2 separate regions of the Homo sapiens genome follow, and region 2 is linked to region 1. Evidence: chromatin loops called from intact Hi-C (ENCODE). Cell type or tissue: dorsolateral prefrontal cortex. All regions are shown on one strand. Links, peaks and the distances in the headings refer to the core of each region. The heading gives the core; the rest is flanking DNA.

Region 1 (5,457 bases), core at 189-5,188:
CTTACTAGGGTGGGGGAAAATCTCCGCCCTGGTAAATTTGTGGTCAGACCATTTCTCTGCTCTCAAACCCTGTTTTCTGTTGTTTAAGACGTTTATCAAGACAATATGTGCACCACTGAACATAGACCCTTATCAGTAGTTCTGCTTTTGCCCTTTGCCTTGTGATCTTTGTTGGACCCTTATCATTAGCTCTGTTTTTGTCCTTTACCTTGTGATCTTTGTTGGACCTTTATCAGTAGTTCTGCTTTTGCCCTTTGCCTTGTGATCTTTGTTGGACCCTTATCAGTAGTTCTGCTTTTGCCCTTTGTCCTGTTCCCTCAGAAGCATTTGATCTTTGTTCTGCTTTTTGCCCTTTGAAGCATATGATCTTTGTACCTACTGTCTGTTATTACACCCCCTTCCCTTTTGAAACCCTTAATAAAAAACTTGCTGGTTTGAGACTCAGGTGGGCATCACAGTCCTACCAATATGTGATGTCACCCTGGTGGCCCAGCTGTAAAATTCCTCTCTTTATACTGTCTCTCTTTATTTCTCAGCTGGCCGACACTCATGGAAAATATAAAGAATCTATGTTGAAATATTGGGGGCGGGTTCCCCCAATAAGTCCTCAAATTCCTTATCTGTAAAAATGAGGGTAACTAAAAACCAGCATGAGTGGGAAGATTTAATAAGGTAGTTCATATAAAACACTAGAATGGAGCCTGGCACATCGTATGCACATAATAAATATTTAGTTCTAACACAATTTTCATTTCCGAATACATGCATCTCTAGATTGGATGCACCATCCGGCAATACCATTTATTCAGCACACATTTGTTGAGTTTTATTTTGTTCTGAACACTGTCCTAAGTGAAGGGATCAGAGAAATTAATACAATATGGTGCCTACTTTTCAGGAGCTTACCATTTAAGTGCAAAGTATTTGTTGCCATCTTAACACCTTTCCTGAAGAGTACCATGAAACATACTCTTGCATTAAATCACAAATTTCCCTTTTCCCCATAGGCTTGGAACTAATGGAACTTCAGAAAAATTTGACTTCAGTTTCTGAAATCTTAATCATGCACAGTTTAATCAATAGCTACATTTTTCTCACATTTTAAAATAGATTATTAAATGGTCTAATCAGATTCTAACTAGCCAAAAACTTGAAAAACATAGGAAGACAACCATGACTGACATATTTATTTTCCCAAATGCAAACATACTGCAAACATCAGCTGCTGAAAAATAGTGCTATTTGCATCTTACGTAGCATCTTACATGACCCACAGATAACTAAAAATTGCACAGGAGTTCAGCATCAAAATGTTAAAAAGTACCTAAATTAAATTCAACTTGAGATAAAACAAAAAGTTTATGTAATCATAGCTATATCACTTTTCTAAAAGTTCTGAAACTGATTTCCAACGTGGCACCTTATATGGCTTTAGTTTTTTCAAACATTTTCATTTACGCCATTACACTCAGAGAATTCATTAAAAAGTAAAATCTTGAAGTTTGGGTATAAGTTCCAACACAACGACTAATGTGGTACTTCAAACATCACAAACTCCAAATGATCTCAAATATGTTGTCCTCTGCTAATTTGCTGCTCCTAAAAATGTGCAATAAATGCAATTAAAAAGGAAAGTGCCTTCAATTTAATTGCAAGATTGACTAGGATATTTATCTTCTTACTAGATGTATCATAATAAAAAATCGTCTAATATGCATTACATTGTTTAATTCAGGAGGAAATTGGATATTCTCCCTTCCAATAAAAAAAGAAACTTTTTTTTTTTGCAACAGCCAATAATGACGGTGTTCTTTCTAGAATACATTGAAAATTGCCAAAATAGGTTATCTAAGGGGTTCACCTACCTAAAGCAACTGAAGATCATGAGTAAATACACAGGCACACAACTCCTCCCTCTCTTTTCCTGTGCCATATAACCTTCCTTTATTAAAATACTTTTTAAAGACCCTTATGGTCCTTTTGAGATTGGGCAGAAAAAAATCCCTGAAATAATACCCCCTTTTCCCAATGAAACATCTTTCAATACTGAATGAACTCACACCTCGCTTATATGTAAGCTAAGGTGAGAATGCATCTCTCATTCTCAAATCTCCAAACGAATTCTTATTTTGGTAACCTCTTCTTTTGCATCTAAACACACATGTTCCACACCACAGGATCTTCTTGATCCCAGCGAAGGTCCTTGCTTAATGTATGCGTTTTTCACTTCCATTTTTTAATCCTTCCAGGGTGAAAATTTCAAAAGGGGCGAACGTGGGTGAAAGAAACGAAGAAGGGGAGGGAGGAGACATGATGCCTGGGATTTCTGCCATCCTCGCTGCAACCCAGAATTCGTATATATTTTCCTCTCCCCAGCCCTCCCCCTCGCTCCCCTCTCGCCCCTTCCCTCCGCAGCAGGAGGGAGGAGGAGGGGCAGCTGGCTGAAGCCGCCACCTGCCACAGCGTGGAAAAGCTCCAGTTGTCACTTACCCAGCGGGGTGAGAATGGCTCATTTTTGCAGGATCCCTTTTGGACCCCGCGGCAGGTGCGGAGGGTGGGTGCGTGGGGCCCCGTGCGCGCTGGCGCTGCGACAGTCGCGCTCGAGGGGTGGCTCCGCACCGAGGTCCCCTGTGCGCGGGCACCTGGGCTGGGCCGCCGCCGCCCCTGGGCGCCCGGGCTACCCGCAGCCTCCCGGGCTCCCACCCTCCGTTGGTATCCACAGCTTCCCTGTTGCTAAGGGAGGAGAGAGGCAAGCGCCCAGGGTCTGGAGAAGCGGAGGCGCTACTGGAACCGAGCCTGCGGAAGCTGGAAGTGAAGCCAGCTTCTACCCCTTTTTCTGGGCCCTGATAGGGAGGAGACCCAAGCAAGCCCCTGCTCTGTTGCTCTAGGGCGCGAGTTCCCCAGGTATCTGTAACATGAAAACACAAACACACTCGTGCACACACACAGGCACACCCACACATTTTGGCTGGCGTGCTTCCTGCTAGGCCCTGGGGAAGGAAGGACTGGGTAGCGGCTGAGGGTAATAAGAGCAGGGAGCAGCTACTGCGTGATGCGGTGGTTTCCAGTGCTAAAACAGCGATTGCAAATTTGAGGGAAAGAAGGACGTCTCTCAATCTGTTTTGGGTTTTGAATTTGTTTCTGCATCTGTAAGGCATTACAATCGACTCATTTTCTCCTTGGAAAACCCCTATCCTTCTTCCTAGCTGAGGTCCCCACTTCCAGTGGGCAGGGCTGACAGAGCTGGCTTTCAGAAGATGGGGGAGACGCAGTTATTCAGTAAAGCACCCAGAAACAGTACTTACATTGGAATCCAGTACATGGAATGCAGGGCTTAGATGAAGCAGCCTGGATTTAAAGGAGGATCTGAATGTGGAGGAAGTTTAAGCACTAGACTTAGATAACCTATTCTTGTTTTGTTCATGCTTGGTCAGGTGTTTTGCAGAATGACTTGATCTCTGGCCTCAGGTTCCTCATGTATAAGTGAAGGGTTGGACGCATCAGTGGTGACTGAGCTTTCTAGGGTCTCTATTCTGGGTCAGCCACATTTAGAGGTGGGAAGAGCATCACCTCATTAACGTCATTCTGCTTTTCCTCACGTGGTAAAGACCCACTGAGTATGACAGAGTTCAAACTCCTTAGTGTGACATTCAGGGGCCCTCATCACCTGGCCCCAGTGTCTTTCCCGAGCCTGTGTGACCACTTTCTCCACTACCTTAAACTCTAGCAAAACCAAACTCTTGCGCTATCCCTCTAGTGGAAACATACTTTCACCCTTGACTACTTGGAAAACTTCTATTCATCCTGTAACACTTAGCTTAAACACTTCCTCTTTGACATCCTCAGGTGTGCTAATGACTCTGGCCTCAGGGGGCCACTCGGCTGGGATATGCCTGTTTTGTGCTTACCCCCTGTATAACACTTGCTGAAGTAGATGCTGCCTTTTCTACTCAAATGCAAGCTCCTCCATTTCATTTTGTACATCTATTCCATTTTTCTATATTCTCAGAAGGAAGCAACAGTTTAATAAATGTTTGCAGCATGAGTGAAGGGAAAAAAGGAAACTCTTGAGTGGTGGCATTTGTAACGAGTTGTTACTAAATGCTCTCCTCAGCCTTTTATTGAGCATTTACTATCTCATTTAATCCTCATCTTCATTTTATGAGACAGGTTTTTTTCTCCATTTCATAGCTATCAAAACTAATACATAAAGAAATTAGTTATTTTTTCTGACATCTACAGTGGCTTCCAATGGGAAAAACTAGGATTCAAATCCAGATCTATCTGATTTCAGCCTACAAATGCCTTTAACAATTACAAGTTGATTTACTTTTCCGTGGCCCCTATAAATTGCCAGAGAAGCCAGATATTCTATACCATTACAGGTTTTGGACCTGAGTGACCAGAGCCATTCCAAGAAAAAAAAAAAAATATGATGCTAGCCCAATAGCTTAGGTCCTGAGACTGAAGGATTCAAGGCTGCTTCAGAGCCCAACTGGCCAGAGCTAGACTAAGGCAGAGGTCATCTCCCCGTGTCCCCTACCGTATGTCTATCCCCACTAACATTGGTTTCCATTTGAGGTTGCCCTTAATGCTCACTGTAACTAGATTTCACCTGGATAAAAATCGGGACTGGGGAAGGAGGAGGAGGAACTAGAAAGATACACTGTAACTTGCCCCAGGTGCTGCCAATCCCTAAGGATGGTGTAAATAATGTAATCTTATATAGATACTAGTTGTTACAAAATTCATTTTTGCAAATAGAAAATGGTATTTTCTCACTGGTTCAATGAGAAGGGAAATTAAAATATACTATTTAGATACTCAGGATTCTGTAGAAAAGATTCGCCAGCACTCTGCAGACAGTGAGGTACCCTCAACAGCATGTATTAATTCATAAATGGGGTTTGAGTTCTCCACCCCTGTGAGCTCCACAATTTCACATTCCTGATGAAAACTGCAAGGAAGCTACTAATTTTCACTTCAGAAAATGCTCACTGTGAAAATGTATTGGGAATTTAGCCAGAATGAGTTTCTATGTTAATTTCTAGAATGGAGATAGGGAAAGGGAATAAAGAAAAAAACTAAATTAAACTGTTTCAAGACCAAATAGTCACTGGAGTCCTTTTCACTTTCTCATAGGAAAAAAAAAGTCCCCAGATGTCCCCAGAAGTATCATAAATTTATAAAAAGATTTCAGTTTTATAGAAAGACCTGTGGAGTGAGAGTCAGGGTCAGGAGATTGAGAGAAGTAGAAGGGCAGCGGGGAGATAAGGATTACACCTACAGTGTTGATTGGATCTTCATTCAGGGTGAACAGCAGCTGGACTTAGGAATCACAGATCTAAACTATCAGTGACAGTCTTATTTGTTTTCTGTTGCTATAACAGAATACCACAGATAAGGTGATTTACAAAGAAATTTATTTCTTACAGTTCTGGAGGCTGTGAAGTCTGA
Region 2 (5,457 bases), core at 190-5,189, 200 kb before region 1:
ATATGGAGATTGATTGAATAAACATTTTAATGATTCTATAGTTAACTGCCAAGGTTAAGAAAGACAAAACTCTGTGAGACTATATACTAAAACAATACTACTCGCAAGTTGGGGGACAAAGACAGAATGCAGGTTAGTGAAGGCTTCCCAAAAAGAGTAACACTTGAGCTGAGGCCATAAACAGTAGTTTTCTGAAAGAAGGCGGCTTGGTGAGAAAGAAAAACAGTCTAAGCAACCAGAACATACGAAAATTCATTAGGAGAACAGATACAAGGGAAAGACTAGTAGCAGTTGCAACATTGTAGCCATGGAGAGGTTAAATCTCTGTATCAGGCATTATTTGAAACAAGTTCATCTTTAGATGGAGGACACTAACATCATGCTATTCTGGTCATTACTTTCTAGGTTATCAACTGTGCTTCTCATTTTTTCTTGCATATCTGTCTTTACTTCATTCCTTGAATTTGAAGCACAGTATTTTCTCCAGGATGTCTTCTTAGTCAAAACTCATAAACTAGAACATTGAGGAGAGTAAGAAGAATAGTCTATTGAAGATGGGAGAAGGTTGGAAAACAGTAAGAGGTAGAAAAAAGCCTGATACTAGATAGTGACAGATTTTGGAAACTGGAACAGGAAATTTGGACGTGAAATTATGGCAATTATATTTTTTTCTCTAAAGGAGTGAAAAGATAAAAGTAATTTTTTAGGAAGTTCATCTGAGTTTGATACAAAGGATTTATTTACTTAAAAAAATTGTAGTTCCTACAGTAAGGCAAACACTGAATTATCTTGTAATGCTCATTGGAATAGCTAAGCATTGATTCTTAATATGTGGGCTGCAAACTATGTATTCCAGATTACCCTGGAAAGTTTGTTGAAATGAAGATTCTGGGGCCCTAATCTAAGTTTACTGAATTAAAATCTCTCAGATGGAGCCTGAAACTCCACAATTTAACAAGCGCCCCAGGTGATTTGTGCCCAACAAAGATAAAAAATGAATGGGTTGAAACTCAAGCAAAAGACAATGAAGTTGGAGCAGCCAGCTGGACTGCTGTTTGAGTAATCCAGTTGATTACAACACACAGACTACAATGGTTACCATGGAGATTCAAGGGCAAGGGTAAACCTGAGAACTATTTCAAAGGAAACATCATAAAGAGGTAAAAGACTGGATTTCAGAAATGGAAGAGAGAAAAGAGACCAGGAGAACTAGGATTGCTGCCTCCTGAGAGTCAGTTAGTGACCAAGAGTACTCATTAGGCCTCTAGATATCAGGGATATTCTTGGCAGTGAGAGCAGAGAGAACAAAGCTAAAGGTGCTGAAGTAAGGTGACAGCGCTTTAAAGAAGAAGAAAAAAAAAAAGGAAAAAGAAAGATAGCTACCAAGAAAAAAAGTGACCTGGTCTACAAAGATGAAGAAACTGTCGATTAGGGTGGAATAAACTTATCATGCAAGAAGTTGGCATAGATACTCGTCTCACCTTAAAGGTGCTTTAAAAATAAAGTGGGGTCAGGCAAGGCAGATAGGTGGCATAGCAGTTAAGCTCAAGCAGAGATAATGAACAGAAATACCAGAGGAATTAGGATTAAAAGCAATAAAGTCTTGAATATTGGCGAGAAAAGATGAAGAAGAGAGGTAAGAAGTTTAGGAATTTTCAAAATAAGAAACTTAAGTTATTTCCTAGCAACTCTGAATAGGAAGGGAAACAAAAGAGGCGGGGTATGTAGGCAATATTTATGTTGTTCTAATCTTATAAGGTTTATAAAGCTTATTTATTATTATTATTCTACCAAATGCAGATATAAAGATGTATAGACCTAGACAGGTGTAGAGATAGGAGAAGAGGAAGTTTGTTTCCCTTTTAACATTTTTGTTCCCCTACTAAAAAATGTAAAATATTATAATATTCTAAATTGTGAAGGTATGCTTCAAATATTTTTTACAGTGGTCTCAATAATTAAATTATTTGAATATATCTATATTTTTCAAATAAGCATGGCTTTGAATGAGACATGTTTGTTCTGTTACTGTTTTTAAATTTAATATTTATATTCACATTTAATTCCAGTGTATAAGGAGGAGTTCTCACTCCAAACAACAGTGGCATGCGAAACCCAAGAGATCAGACCTTGAAAGCTATGCACTAATAGGTTATTTAGTTTTCAAAATCTTAAATTAATAACAATTGGCAATAAAGCTCATTAAAATTCCTTTTGTTCAGGATCCATTGTGTCGATCTTCAAGCCCTGTTCTTCTAAAATGATTGAAGCTGAGATCTCCACCTAGTGGATATATAGGATTTTGCAGATCTTTATGGGAACAGCCAACTATCCCTGGAAATCCTTAATTTTTTTCTCTTAGAGAAATAACAAGTTTTAAAGACTTCTACTTAAATCTGGGATGATTGTCAACAGGACAATTGCAAATGTATGAAACATACCAATATGCATATCAGTTACACTACAGTTAACAAAGCTGAATTTTTATTTTCATACTATAATTAGGAAAACAGATCAAACACAAATATGAATATATAATTATCCATGTAGAAAGCAATATTGTAATACCACTAATTGAGATATGTATAATAATTTACATGAAATAAACATCAAATGTAAATCTGCTCAAATACTCTTCTTATGTAGTTTTTCATTTGTTTAAGGCTTTTTTTTTTTCAATGTTTGCTTGCTTTTGCAAGACTTGGCAAAACTTTTCTTACTTGTTTTTTCATTCCTTAGAGAAGCATACTCAGTTAATTGTGTCAGACGTATCCTATGACTCCATCTTTGATTTTTGTCATATATTCAACTCTGGTTTTATTTTATTGATAACAAAGAGTTACTGAGGACGTTGTTGTCCTCCAAAATGATCCACTTCTAATGCATGCAAAGGCTAGTGGGTGTTTGTCCTCTTGAAGAAAGCTAAAGTAGAAAAGGATTATTATTTGAGTTATTTTGTTCACTTTATTCTGTTTCTAAAGGTGATGTAGTAGCATATTCAGCAGATGGTGGATACAGTACAGGTTTTGGAGCAGAGTTTTCAGCTTCATTTATTCTGCTAGGAACTAAAAACACCTCATTTTCTGCCTCAAAACTGTCTTTTAACCCTGGTAAGAAGGAAAGCGCTTCATGTGTCTCCACTGTCATTGCGCCTTCTTTATGTGCACTATCTTTATCTGGTTGAATATTTTGAACTTCTCTAAAATTATGTACATTACTGTTAACTTCAGGATCTACTTCACTGCAAAGTATTCTATTTTGGGTTTCATGGGAACTTGTGATACTTAAATCTTTAGCTGTAATGGTCTCCTCGGCAGAGCTTGCATCATGTAATATATATTTTTCACTTGTTCCATTTTCCCAAGTTTGCTGCCTTTCTTTTGTGATGCCTTTTAAGGTCATTTGTGAGATCTGAGTTAACATACTAGAATCTGTCTTGCTTTCATCAAGCATATTTTTCTCTTCTTTCCCTACTATTTTTATCTCTAGTGCTTCAGTGCCGTCATTTCTGGGCAATGCATTTGTGCTGTCAATTCCTTTTTCGCTACTATTGGTTAGGTGCCAAACGGCTTGACTACTAACAGGAGAAGTACTGATATCCTTGGGAAGTTCTATTCTATTTTGGTATGGAATTGAATTTGTCTTCATAAATGATAGGTTGTTCTTGGATTGTGTTTGGGGAATGAGAGAGGAATCATAAGTTTCTGTTTTTGAAAGTTTTTTTTCTACATCATTTTCTTCCTTATCCATAATACAATTTTCCACAATTTGATGTGATATTTGGGGTTTTGTCATTAATGTTTTTTCTTTATTTTCAAGCTGTGCATGACTTGAATTTTGCTCTCTGTGTTGTAAGGCTTCATTTTGGTCTAAAGTGTATTCCTTGTTGTAGCTGTCAGTCTTGTGAGCATCTAAAAGTTGTGTTTGATTCCTCGGGGACAAAGAAAACTGATTTAACTCACTGGTCTTTGATACATTCTGTCCCATGTGCTCAGTGGACTCCGTTGTCCCTTGGTCAGTAGCCCTCCTGGAATGTTGGAATGGTAAAACATCACTTCCTGTATTTTCCCAAGTAGTTGCTAAATAACTAAGCACTTTTGATTCAAGCTGAGTTGCATCTTCCATTTGCTCAGTTGAGAATTGAGAATGTGAGTGCCTGTGCTCAGCATCAGTGGGTGTAGGTTGGGGCAATTTTGATGTGTTTCCATCAGGAATGTGGCCAGCTGAGTAACAGCTGCTTTCTATAGAGCTCTGGTTGACTACACGCAAGTTGTTAGCACTGAGCAGGGGGGCACGTTTAGTGTTTCGTTGATAATATGGGGTCTGCTTTGAGTCATGTTTCAGAGGCAGCCTCTTTGAAGTGAGTCTAACATAGTTGCTACTCTCTGACTGTTGAAGAAAATCTGCAGAACACACAGTATTTATTTTGGCTTCTGTCTCAGAAGTTTTGGATAATTTCTTAGGAGGCAACAATACCTGCTTGCATTGCTTTGGGAGACTTGACAAGGATTTTTCTGGATGGACTCTGACTTTTCTAAAAGGATGTAAATTTAATTTTAAGTTTTGTCCTTTAATTTTCCCTTTGAGGTCAGACTGAGGGGTTCTCTTCCTTTTCAGAACCCATGAATTAGTAAACCATTTTTCTCCTTTGTTTCTCTCCCCAGTGTTGCTAAATTTTTTAACATCCAACTTAGTCAGTTGGTTACTTTGATTTTTCTGTCGTTTCCAAGGGGTTGATATTTTGGGTGACATCATCGACCTATTTATTTCTACTAAATCAGGATCATGGAAGATAACCCTCTTTGGGGAATATGCTTTCTTGGTTTTTGTTGATAATCCTGATAAATCTATGTTGTCCTCACTCATAAGAAATTTTTCTATTGCACTGTTAATTTGGATTTGCTCTTTCTCAGGCTTTGAGTGTTGTCTACGATTTGGCTTCTTTTCTTTCATGTAATCTTCAAATTGCTCACAGGGCACATATTTACAGATAAGAGAATTGTTTGGCTGAAAATACCTAGGTTTGCTCTGTTTTAACAGTCCACAAGGATCATCATATTTTGATCTATTTTTTTGTACGATCTTTTGTACATAGTGTTCCTCAGGCTCACAAGGCTTGGATGATGAGCTTGTAATAAAATGTCTTTGCCTATGAGGGTGTAAGCCATTGTCTTCTTTTTCTATTGGAGGCTGCCATGATTCATTTGTTAAACGCTTCTCAAGACTTTCTCCTGCCAAGGCTGAAGCGGGTGTTGCATATCTTCTTCTAAATATGTCACTGCTGATATCTGTGGAACAATAAATGCAAGAATTTAGCACTTAGCAGAGTTTTATTACCCCAACCAAACAGATGCGTAGAAACCTTATGAAAAGTATAAAACTGACTCCTCTGATAATTGCAGTTCTTCACTATTTCCTAATTTGTAACCAAACCTACAAAGGACATTTGTCAGTCCC

Evidence for each region. Hi-C counts contacts between places; a loop is a spot of excess contacts. Peaks named below come from ENCODE experiments on the same cell type or tissue, not always from the same donor. Only the 100,000 strongest peaks of a DNase experiment are listed, where the experiment ranks them.
Region 2: it touches region 1 in a loop (6-fold over the local background); 4 of 110 quality-filtered maps call a loop at or near these places.

The regions. Positions count from the first base shown.
Region 1 is chr1:74,671,007-74,676,463 of GRCh38, forward strand. ERICH3 (glutamate rich 3) reads right to left here and starts at 2,786. Exons shown (of 15, transcript NM_001002912.5): 1 at 2,491-2,786. The coding sequence starts at 2,513. In dorsolateral prefrontal cortex, for the core only: no CTCF peak of the experiment used is centred there; DNase peaks (open chromatin) are centred at 2,535 and 2,855; H3K4me3 peaks cover 1,627 bases; H3K27ac peaks cover 3,577 bases; H3K27me3 peaks cover 846 bases.
Region 2 is chr1:74,466,914-74,472,370 of GRCh38, forward strand. All of the region lies in intron 23 of FPGT-TNNI3K (FPGT-TNNI3K readthrough), which reads left to right. The region is part of intron 21 of TNNI3K (TNNI3 interacting kinase); the gene reads left to right. It overlaps LRRC53 (leucine rich repeat containing 53), which reads right to left. Exons shown (of 5, transcript NM_001382280.1): 5 at 2,463-5,288. The coding sequence ends at 2,965. Among named protein-coding and RNA genes, the nearest start is that of LRRC53, 43 kb to the right of the region's middle. In dorsolateral prefrontal cortex, for the core only: CTCF peaks have their summits at 2,297 (motif pointing left) and 2,502; no DNase peak of the experiment used is centred there; H3K27ac peaks cover 3,140 bases.